Regions from separate parts of the Homo sapiens genome. Here region 1 is linked to region 2. A link is a contact called in ENCODE Hi-C or POLR2A ChIA-PET data. All regions are on one chromosome and are shown on one strand. Each heading gives the region's core, a stretch centred on a gene start or an enhancer-like site at or near the end of the contact. The rest is flanking DNA. Distances are from core to core; before and after follow the strand shown.

Region 1 (5,100 bases), core at 491-2,990, 61 kb before region 2:
AACATTTATAAAATGTCCTTTAGCATCTACCAAGATTACATTAGCATATTTCCTAAATTTGAACAATTTTTGTACTCTTGAATAAATTTGATCAGGTAAAGTGTATTGCTCTTTTAGTATACTGTTGGATTTGATATTTCATAACAGACTTTTTATTTGTGCTTATTAGATAGATTGGCCCATGGTTTTGTGACATATTTATCAGGTTTATTGTATCAAAGTTATGATTTCTATAGCTTTGTAACAATTAAGTACTACAGAACTTAACTATTCGTCAGTATTTGGTAAAAATTTCTGAGAAAATGAACATGGCCCAGAGCCATTTTACAGTATTTTTTTTACAAAAGTTTCAACTTTTCTATGGATATTGATCTATTTTGGCTTCCTATATTTTATTCAGGCAAATTGGTTGTTTGTAGTTTCCTTAAAAATATCTATTTTAAAATTTTATACTCAGAAAAGTACAAAAATTTTATTTAAAAATTATAATTTCCTTTGGTTATACCTTTTCTGTTTTCTAATATTGTATTTGTGTTCTCTTAGGTTTCCTTTGGCTAGACTTGCTAGGGATTGATTGGTTTGTTTTGTTTTTATAACTTTTCAAATACAAGATCACTGTTTTTATCAATAAATTGTAATGTTTGGCTTTCTCATGTTTAAGTCATTGCTTTTACATTCTTTTACTTTCTTTTGATTTATTTTCTTCTTTTTAATTTCCTGAGTTATACATTTATGTTATTTTAAACAAAATTTTTCATAAGGTAAGATTTGGTTACAATTCACAAGATTATATTATGTTATCAGGATTCTTTTTTCCTCTTTGATACAAGAGTTATCTAGAAGACTATTTTTATTTCCAGGTGATTTTTAGAAATGCTTTATTTTGATGCTGATGTCAGTATTTATTGCATGGAGTCAAACATATATTTCCTATACAAAATTATTCATTTTCAAATATATTTCTAATTATACAAGTAGCACATGAATACATTTTTATTGTGAAAGATTTATATAATGTAGACAAAACTATTTCCTCTAACCCCATCTCTAGTGGCAACATTAGTTACTGGCTTATTGTATATCATTTCAGTCTCTTTTCTATTCATCTGTGTCCTCTCACCAGGAACTGGTACCATCCTGTACTTACTGTATGTAGCACACTGATCCATACATGCATAGGCATTGCTCCCACCTGCAGGCTGCTGCCTAGCTTGTGGCTAATACGGGGATATAGAGAAGCCAATTCATCTGGTTGCTCCTGCTGAAGTACACCAACTAATCACCTTCTTGATTACTTCTGATGCACTCCTGCTCATTGTATCTGCCAACCCAGAGCATGAAGTAACTCTTTTATAGAAGTTTTTCCTGCATGCAGTTTGACCATACATTTCTCCTTCAAGTGATTGTGTTTTCATCTTTCAGTTATTCAACATAATTTTGTGTAGTCAGTATTCATTTACAGTTACCAACACATTTACCCATCCAGTATTCTTCATTCCCTCCTTGAATTTCCATCTTTTCAAATGAGATCATTTTTACTTTTGCTAGTAGAAATCCCTTCAGCATTTCAGTGTAAAACTCCTAGCAATAAATTATGTGAATTTTTGTTTTTTGTTTACTTTTTGCTTCTTTTTGTTGCTTGTTTGTTTGAAAATGTCATCATTTAACGTTCATTTCTGAAGATTGTTTTTCACACGTTGGCCTTTAGTTTCTTTCAGTACTCTAGAGATAGCATTCCATTATCTTCTGGCTTCTATTGTTGCTATTAGAGACAGCTGCCAGTCTCATTGTTGCTCTTTTGTAGATAATGTGTCTTTTTTCTTCTGGCTGGTTTTTCCATCTTCTCTGTCTTTGGTTCAGCAGTTTTATTGTGAGTTGCATAATTGTGGTTTTCTCTATACTTATCCTGCTTGAGGGTTTGCTGAGCTTCTTAACCAGTGGGTTAAATGTATTTTATCTGCTTTAGAAAATTCCCAACCATTATCCCTTTGAATATTGCTTCTGCTCTATTTCTTTCTCCTTGCCCTCTGAAACTTCAGTTTTACATGGTAGACCTTTCATACTTGTCCTGTATGTCTCTTACATTTGTTTCTTATTTTTTCTCTTTCTTTTTTTCTTCCATGCTTCACTTTGTATATTTTTCATTGATATGTTTCCAGTTCACAAGTCTTGTATTCAATAGTGTCCAACCTATTGTTAAACTCATATATTGAGTTTTTAAATTTAATTTTGAAATAATTTACTTTGAAATATTTTTATCAGAAAAGTTGCAAGAACAGTAGAATGAACTCCCACATTCTCTTCATCCAGATTCCTCAGTTAATAGTTTCATATTTTCTCCATCTCTTTTTGTAAAGATGATAGATAGATAGATAGATAGATAGATAGATAGATAGATAGATAGATGTGTATTTTCAAGGATATGATACCTTTTTTGAATATTTTGAGAGCAAGTTAAGCAAGTTGAAACCTTTATGTCCTATCATCTGTAAATATTCCTATTACTACTTCTCCCAAAGACACTCTCCTACAGAGTAATTGCCAAGCCTTTCAAATCAGAAAATGGACAGCGATAAATACCAGCATTCAAACCACAGTTCATTATTATCCAACGTTCCAGGCTTATCTTGAAATTTCTCTACCTCCATCCTTGAATCATCCACTTTTACAAGGAGTCCTTGTTGTTTGTTATGGAAATTGGAACCTACATACTTGTTATTAATTGCTACTGGGGTGTCATTGCACCTAGGTCCTCTCCATGGTCAGAATTTTGAAATATATGTATGTATTCATGGATATGTACACAGACATATTCACTTGCATTGATAATTTTTTTTGTTTCTTTCCTCCCTTCCCTTTCACTCTTTCCTTCTTTCCTTCCTTTTGCTCTTTCCTTCCTTCCTTCTTCCTTCTTACCATAACAATAGCAATGAGTTATTTTTTTCGCTTCCCCTTTTCATATTTGTAAATTTGTTTTCCCACAGAGAGAAATCCAGCTTCCATTAGCTTCAATATAGATACTTTCTTGATCAATCCTCCTTTACATAATTAATTTCCTAAAAATGCTAGGTACTGCCATGGCCAACTCATCACTCCTGATTTCATCTCCAGGCAAGTTGTCACTTTTGAACTCTTCTCCCCACCAAACCCTGGTCTGTTTGATATGCCACTGCCTCCATGCCCCTGTCTCCACCTTCTGGCTGTTAGACACATTGTTAACTGTGCACCCCAACTTACTCTTACCTTCACCTCCCTGGTGCTTCTTCTGCTGAGCATACAACTGCCACCATATGTACCCCCTATACATGCTTCCTTGGACACCAGGCACTCTGCTGCCTCCACATGGCTTTCCCATTATGACTTCTTTTGCCCCTATGCACATCACTATCTGTATGCCCGCCACCCTACTTTCTTGGCTGTTGGACACACTGCTATCTCTACTGATCCTTTCCACTGCAGTTTTCTCCATATATTGATTTCTTAACTGACGATAGTATATTTTTTCAAATTTAGAATGCCTAAAGAAATCTTTTTTATAGGTTAGTTTTACTGAAAATTGTCCATTTCCTCATCAATTTTGCACTTTATTTTCTTAAACATATTCATAAAAATTATTTGTAAATTCTCATTTGCTGATTACAATATCTTGATCATCTATAATTGTGTTTCTATTGTGTGTGTTTTTTTCTCTTGATTATTGGGCAAATGAACTTGATCTTCCACATCTAGTAATTTAAAAAATGTTAGACATTATGTATAATAAAACCATAAAGGGTCCAGATGATATTGCCTTCCACCGAAAGTGTTCCCTTTTTCTTCTGTTGGGCAGGTAGAATAGCCTTTGATCACCTCAATCGAGTCAGAGATTATTCTGAATCAGAAGCTGGTTTCAGTTTTGCTAAGTGTACCTCCGATTCACTTCTGTTCTTAGGGTGTAGCCCTCCAGGGCTTTCAATTGAGAGCCTGGTGGATCTCTGTCTTCCAGCCCTAAAAGATAACAGCAAGTTTTCAGTTTAGCTCTTTAACCTCCTGCTCCATAAAGCTTCAAAATTCAGCAACTCGCTTGAAAGGAAGACTGGCAATGTGTTTGGGACACTCTATAGTCTTCTGTGAAGAATAGAGATCTCTTTTGTTGTTTTCTTTGAGGGACAGCCTGTAGCTTTGCTCAGAATCTGTAAATATTCCCATCAAAAAACCACCTGTAAATTACCAATGTCAATTCCCTACTCCCTCTTATGTTTTTATATTTTACTTCTTTTGTTTTGGGGCTCCTCTTTTCCATAGCAGTTCGTTGATTCTCTAGCACCATGACACTGTGGGGGACTTCACTTTGCATTTCAGAAGTTTGGGGACTACTGTTTTAGCCTCCATACAGTCTCAGAATTCAGTTAATGTCTTAATCATGTATTTAGGGTTTCTCACACCTTCAGTGAGTCACCAAAGCCCCATATAACTGCTAAAAGTTTTGTTAGTTTAACTTTTTTCCGCAGCTGCATCTTTCTGCCTGGACTCAGCCTCATCCTTAGCCTGCACTCCAACCTGGCAATTTTGCCAAGAGGAAAAAATTGTGGACATCATCAAGTCATTACTGGAAAGTTCTCACTTCTCTGGAATTTTAATCCATTTAGTTCTTGTTTTTAAAACCCTCTGATTCCTTTATAAATATATAATTTACCTAGGTTTTTCTCGTTGTTAGTCCAAGTGTTGGCCTGCCACACTGACTATATCCTTTCTGGAAATAGAAATTCTCTCTGTTGCCCTTAATGAATTTAAAAAAATATTTTATACCACTTTATTGTTTATTCTTAGTCCAAAACATGTTTTCTACCATTGTTGGAAGCAGAAGTTCTGGAATTGGTTTCTATATATTTTCAGATCCCGTAAAAATGAATTAAGGTGAATTTGATTAATGTAAATTAGATTTATGTGAATAAAGGATAAATAGTTAAGTTCATCATTGTTGCAATTAGAGAAGTGGTACAGGTTCCCCATTCTAGCACTGAGTATTTGAAATCATACCTCTGCTAAGATCCTGCAAATATTTCAGCTCACTCCCTGTGTGCATTGACACATATTATCAGCCCTCTCTTTTCTTATATT
Region 2 (4,594 bases), core at 1,519-4,018:
AAATAATGATCAGCTATCATATAAGTAGCCATGCAAGAAAAACCAAATAAAACATACACAAAGAGCACTCCAGAAAATTACCTAGTAAGGAGCAAAAATTACAGTTTTTTGAATCATCTAAATTTATTATGTATTATTTAGACTCTGAGTCAAAGAGAGTAACAGAGCAACACCTAAAGAATTTTGAGGCAAAAATTGTCTTCTAAAAATTTTATACCTGACCAAGTTATCTTCCTAAGATAATTAAAATATATTATCAGTTATGTAAGTTTTCAGAACATACTATGCATATACCTCATCTTGTTTTTTCATCCCTTTATTACTGCATTTTAATTGAACAAGCCAAGAAAGGAATTAAAATAAAAAATTCAACAATGAAGTAGAAATGATATAAAACTAAAATGTCACTAATTTGCAGACTATTGGTCAAAAATTGAGCTGAGTTAGTGTGGTTTTAATTACAGCTACTTTATCTTTTTTTTTTTTTTTTTTTTTTTTGAGATGGAGTCTCACTCTGTCACCAGGCTGGAGTGCAGTGGCACGATCTCGGCTCACTGCAACCTCTGCCTCCTGTGTTCAAGCTATTCTCCTGCCTCAGCCTCCCGAGTAGCTGGGACTACAGGCGTGTGCCACCATGCCCGGGTAATTTTTTGTATTTTTAGTAGAGACAGGGTTTCACCATATTAGCCAGGGTGGTCTCGATCTCCTGACCTTGGAATTTGCCTGCTTTGGCCTGCCAAAGTGCTGGGATTACAGGCGTGAGCCACCACGCCCGGCCCTAGATACTTTTTAATGCTGTTTTCCTGGTTAAAGTTACAGAGAAATAATCTGGCCAGATATTTCCTACAGAAATGCTACTTTAATGAGTACTTAAGAATTATTTGTTAATTAGCACCTGAAAGTACTGATCTGAATATGGGCTTTTCCTGCCTTCATTGCTGTTTACATGAATGAATATAAATTGATAAGCTGGCTAAGGTATCTCTTCTGAAATTTTAATATGCTTTATCATTGGTCAGTTTCAAAGGTAAATTGCAGTCTAATTTAGGCCTATCTAGCATGAGAGTGACTAAGTTATTTTAAAGACCTCACCCAGTCAGATGGCTTCTCTTCTTGCTCTTAAATTGCGGTTTTAAATAGCAGAATCAAAAAGAGAAGATGAAGAGTGTTGTATTATTGTCACTGTAAATAGACTTATGCTTAATAGCTCACTGTGGGAATTCCCCTGAGATTTCATTTATGGGTACAGTATCAGAATGTCATGCTGATATGGATGGCCAATAGATAAGTATATATTAATAATTGATAGTTTCTTAATGACGCTTCTGTCTTTGAAAAAATGATTTTAAAAGAAGGAATATCTTTCAATCCAGTTATGGATCTCTATCAAATATAAGTCAGAGGTTAATAGGACTGTGTCATTGATACTGTAATACAATTGCAATTGCCTTATTCCTACTTTACATTTTTATTGAAAGTCAACCTAGCATATAATTTTAAAATGATTTTTTCCATCTTATACATTTAATTTTTCTATATATTAGCACAAATTAAACTCATAGCTTGACTGTAATCAACATATGTGAACCAATATCTGGTTACCACAGAAAACCATTATTATATGACCTAATTTGATATTTAAAAAATTGCCATTAGTGACCTTAGGCACAAATAGAAAGGGAATAGCCCTGTAACAGCAGACTTAAATTGTAAAGGAAAAGTGAAGTTTTTTGTTTTTTTTTTTCCTAAGAGAATGCCTATCAGATAGAATCTCCCTTGCTTTTTGATGAAGTGGGGCTTGCTCTGTTACTTTGTAGTGGGAGAATTTCTCAGACATTCTGCTGTAGCAAAAAATTTAGACCTTATCACCTTTCCCAATCCTATACCCCCTCATTTCCTCATTATTTTTCTTAGTGGCTTAGAGTGCATGGCCCAACCTTATAAGCACACCCCCAGCATACCCTCATCATATCCTGTTTACCTTCAATCTTACTCATTTGAAAAATCTATAATCCGGATTAAACTCAACTACTTGTCTACTCATGCCTGTACACTAGCAGCTAAGAATGATTGAAGAAAATCACAGAAGCCTCCCGTGTGATCTTGCTTGATGTTTATAACCACAAATATCCAATGAGCGCTCCGTACTGTGCTGACCAACCAGCTACTACACTTACCTAGGCAGTTTCATCTTCGATTCTCACAGTGCCTCTTTCACCTGTTTTCCTCTATCCTCAAATCTTGGGCATCCCTCTCTAATCCTCTCACTCAGCTGTCTCTTTCACTCAGAGAGCAATCTTCATATTAGCCAAAGGGCATGGTGACCTTGCTGCTTGTTTCAGTATAAGACAACAAAAGCAATCGGAAGAAGCTTCTACATTCTCCCATCATCAAATTTCTCAAACCACCTCCACTTGAAACTCTACTATACTTTCTCTCCTATTGCAGTAGAAGAAGTGTCTGTGCTTCTAAGGACAACTCTTCCATGTATACCTTGGAATCTATAACCTCATACCTACTCGAGCATTTTATTACTCAGAGTATCTCTCCTCCCTCCTGTGTTACAGTTTTCCATTTCAATTGCTTCATTTCCATCAGTCCACAAACATAGTGTGCTATCATCTCTCATCTTACACGAAACAAGACAAAATAAAATTTGTCTTTGTCTTAAATCTCCTAGTGTCACTCTATTTTTCTGGTTCTATTTTCAGCAAAACTCCTTGGAAGAAGTCTACACTTCTGGTTTTCACTTCCTCTTCCTCCATTCTCTCTGAAACACACTCTGCCCCAGTGAAGGAAGTCTAATCAAGGTCATCAGTAACCACTGCGTCAACACATACAGTGGCTAATTCTGATTTTTTACTTACATAACTCACAGGAATGACTAGCCTAGTAAATAACCTTCTTTTTCTTGAAGGATTTTCTTAAAACTTGGATTCTGGGAAGTGACACTCTTACCTTTCTTCTGACCATTCTGGCTATTTTCTGTTTCTTCTTAGCCTCCCTTACTGGTTCCTCTTCCTCTTCTTAACCTCTCAATGTTGAATTCCTGAGAAATCAGTTCTAGACCATCTTCCCCTTATAGTCTACATTCACTACCTTGGGGAACTCAACTAGCATTATGGTGGCTTTAAATACATTCTATCTGATGTTGGTCCCCCAAATTTATATTTTGAGCCCCAGTCTCTCTTGAGCTCTATATTCTTGTATCTAACCACCTGCTTTTCAAACTTATGTTAAAAAACTTTTCTTGATTTTACCTCCCAAACCTGCTTCTACTCCCTTATTCTCTATCTAAATAAATGGCACCCCATCATCCAAGACTTTTGTGTTGTACAACTCCGGGGTATGTTGTTCTTATGGATTAATTGGACCTTTGTTAGCATCTTCTGTGCATTTTTTTCCCATGGGTATCTCATTTATTTGAATTGGACTAAAAAATGTAAACCGTTTGGTAGCTGTATTTAGCTCTTGAAAGTTTCAGTCTATCTGGGTAGCTGCTATACTAATTACATGATGAAAATGAACAGCTAATATTCTTTTGTTTGAGAAATTGCCAAAGATCAGAGAACCATCTTCATATTGACTAAAGTGCATAACTCAAAAAATAATAATTTTAACTTTAACTTCAGATCTTGGAAACATTTCAGTGAAGAGTTTTTGATTTAAAAAGACCATCAGTTTTCACTTACCATTTAGGATAATAACCATATAATATTTTTCGATTCCACCAAAAATGGCCACATTTCTCTTTGACTAAAAAGTAGTAAATATCAGCAGCTCTTTTTATTTGCTGCTACTACTGCAGAAAGCTTCATAAACTTTTCAGCCAGAAATATTGTAAAGATCAAAGAGCTTTCAAATGAGTTTCTAACTAACAATGTAGATACTCTGTCTGCATTAGCCAAACTTGCTATGCTCTGTTCCCTAGAGCACACCATATTCTAAGCAAGACAGGGATTATTAAAAAGTTAACCGTGGAATAAATAATCAACATAAAATAGTATGCATGATATGTGCATAAGTTTTTAAAGCTAATTATAAAGATAATTTTACCTCTACTGCTGTTTTCCATATCATGTTATTTTCCCAGACTGTAATTTTGCCTCCTGCCCTGAAGTAGCTGCCATCCTGAATTTTGTGTTTATATCCTCCTCCTTTTTTAGTAGTATATACTCCTAAACAAAATATTGTGTTGGTTAGTTTTGCTTGATTAGGGGCTTCATAAAAGTGGTTTCATTATGAAAGCTTTCTTTATCCAAATAGAAATAGTGTGTTTAAGTGGGGTAAGCTTGGCAGAACAATGGACCATTGTGATATCATTTACATGCTTATGTTTTTTATTGCCTTCAGTACTATGTAATTTGGTCTTGTCACTGATTAGCCAATTAGGAATTGGAAGGATGATATGTAAATGTTACTGTCTAACTGACAGAATGATTTATTAGAAGTGTGTATTTGTAGAATTTCACCTGCTTTGTTGTTTGGGAGGCTCAGTGCCAAACCTAAACACAAGGGTCAATGGCAGACCTGTGGCCAGCGGTTTATAAGAAAATTCAGCCACAGTTGAATTTCATTCAAGTACGGTTTTGTT

The links. Hi-C counts contacts between places; a loop is a spot of excess contacts on that map. ChIA-PET counts read pairs that join two places held with the same protein, here RNA polymerase II (POLR2A). Pooled maps may share reads with other maps.
Region 1: a pooled map shows a loop between it and region 2 (3-fold over the local background). The contact joins the promoter of LINC01277 here to the enhancer-like site in region 2. A Hi-C loop is called at or near these places in 1 of 168 maps with a recorded cell type or tissue (dorsolateral prefrontal cortex) and 3 of 50 pooled maps. POLR2A ChIA-PET finds 5 or more read pairs at or near these places in 1 of 52 experiments (OCI-LY7).

The regions. Positions count from the first base shown.
Region 1 is chr6:143,035,842-143,040,941 of GRCh38, forward strand. It overlaps LINC01277 (long intergenic non-protein coding RNA 1277), which reads right to left and starts at 1,741. Exons shown (of 3, transcript NR_038987.1): 1 at 1,148-1,741. RefSeq lists an enhancer at 3,999-4,068.
Region 2 is chr6:143,095,428-143,100,021 of GRCh38, forward strand. All of the region lies in intron 1 of AIG1 (androgen induced 1), which reads left to right. Among named protein-coding and RNA genes, the nearest start is that of AIG1, 37 kb to the left of the region's middle. Within about 2 kb of position 2,769, at least 4 of the 41 ENCODE cell types and tissues checked have a DNase peak (open chromatin) inside an H3K27ac peak, as active enhancers do.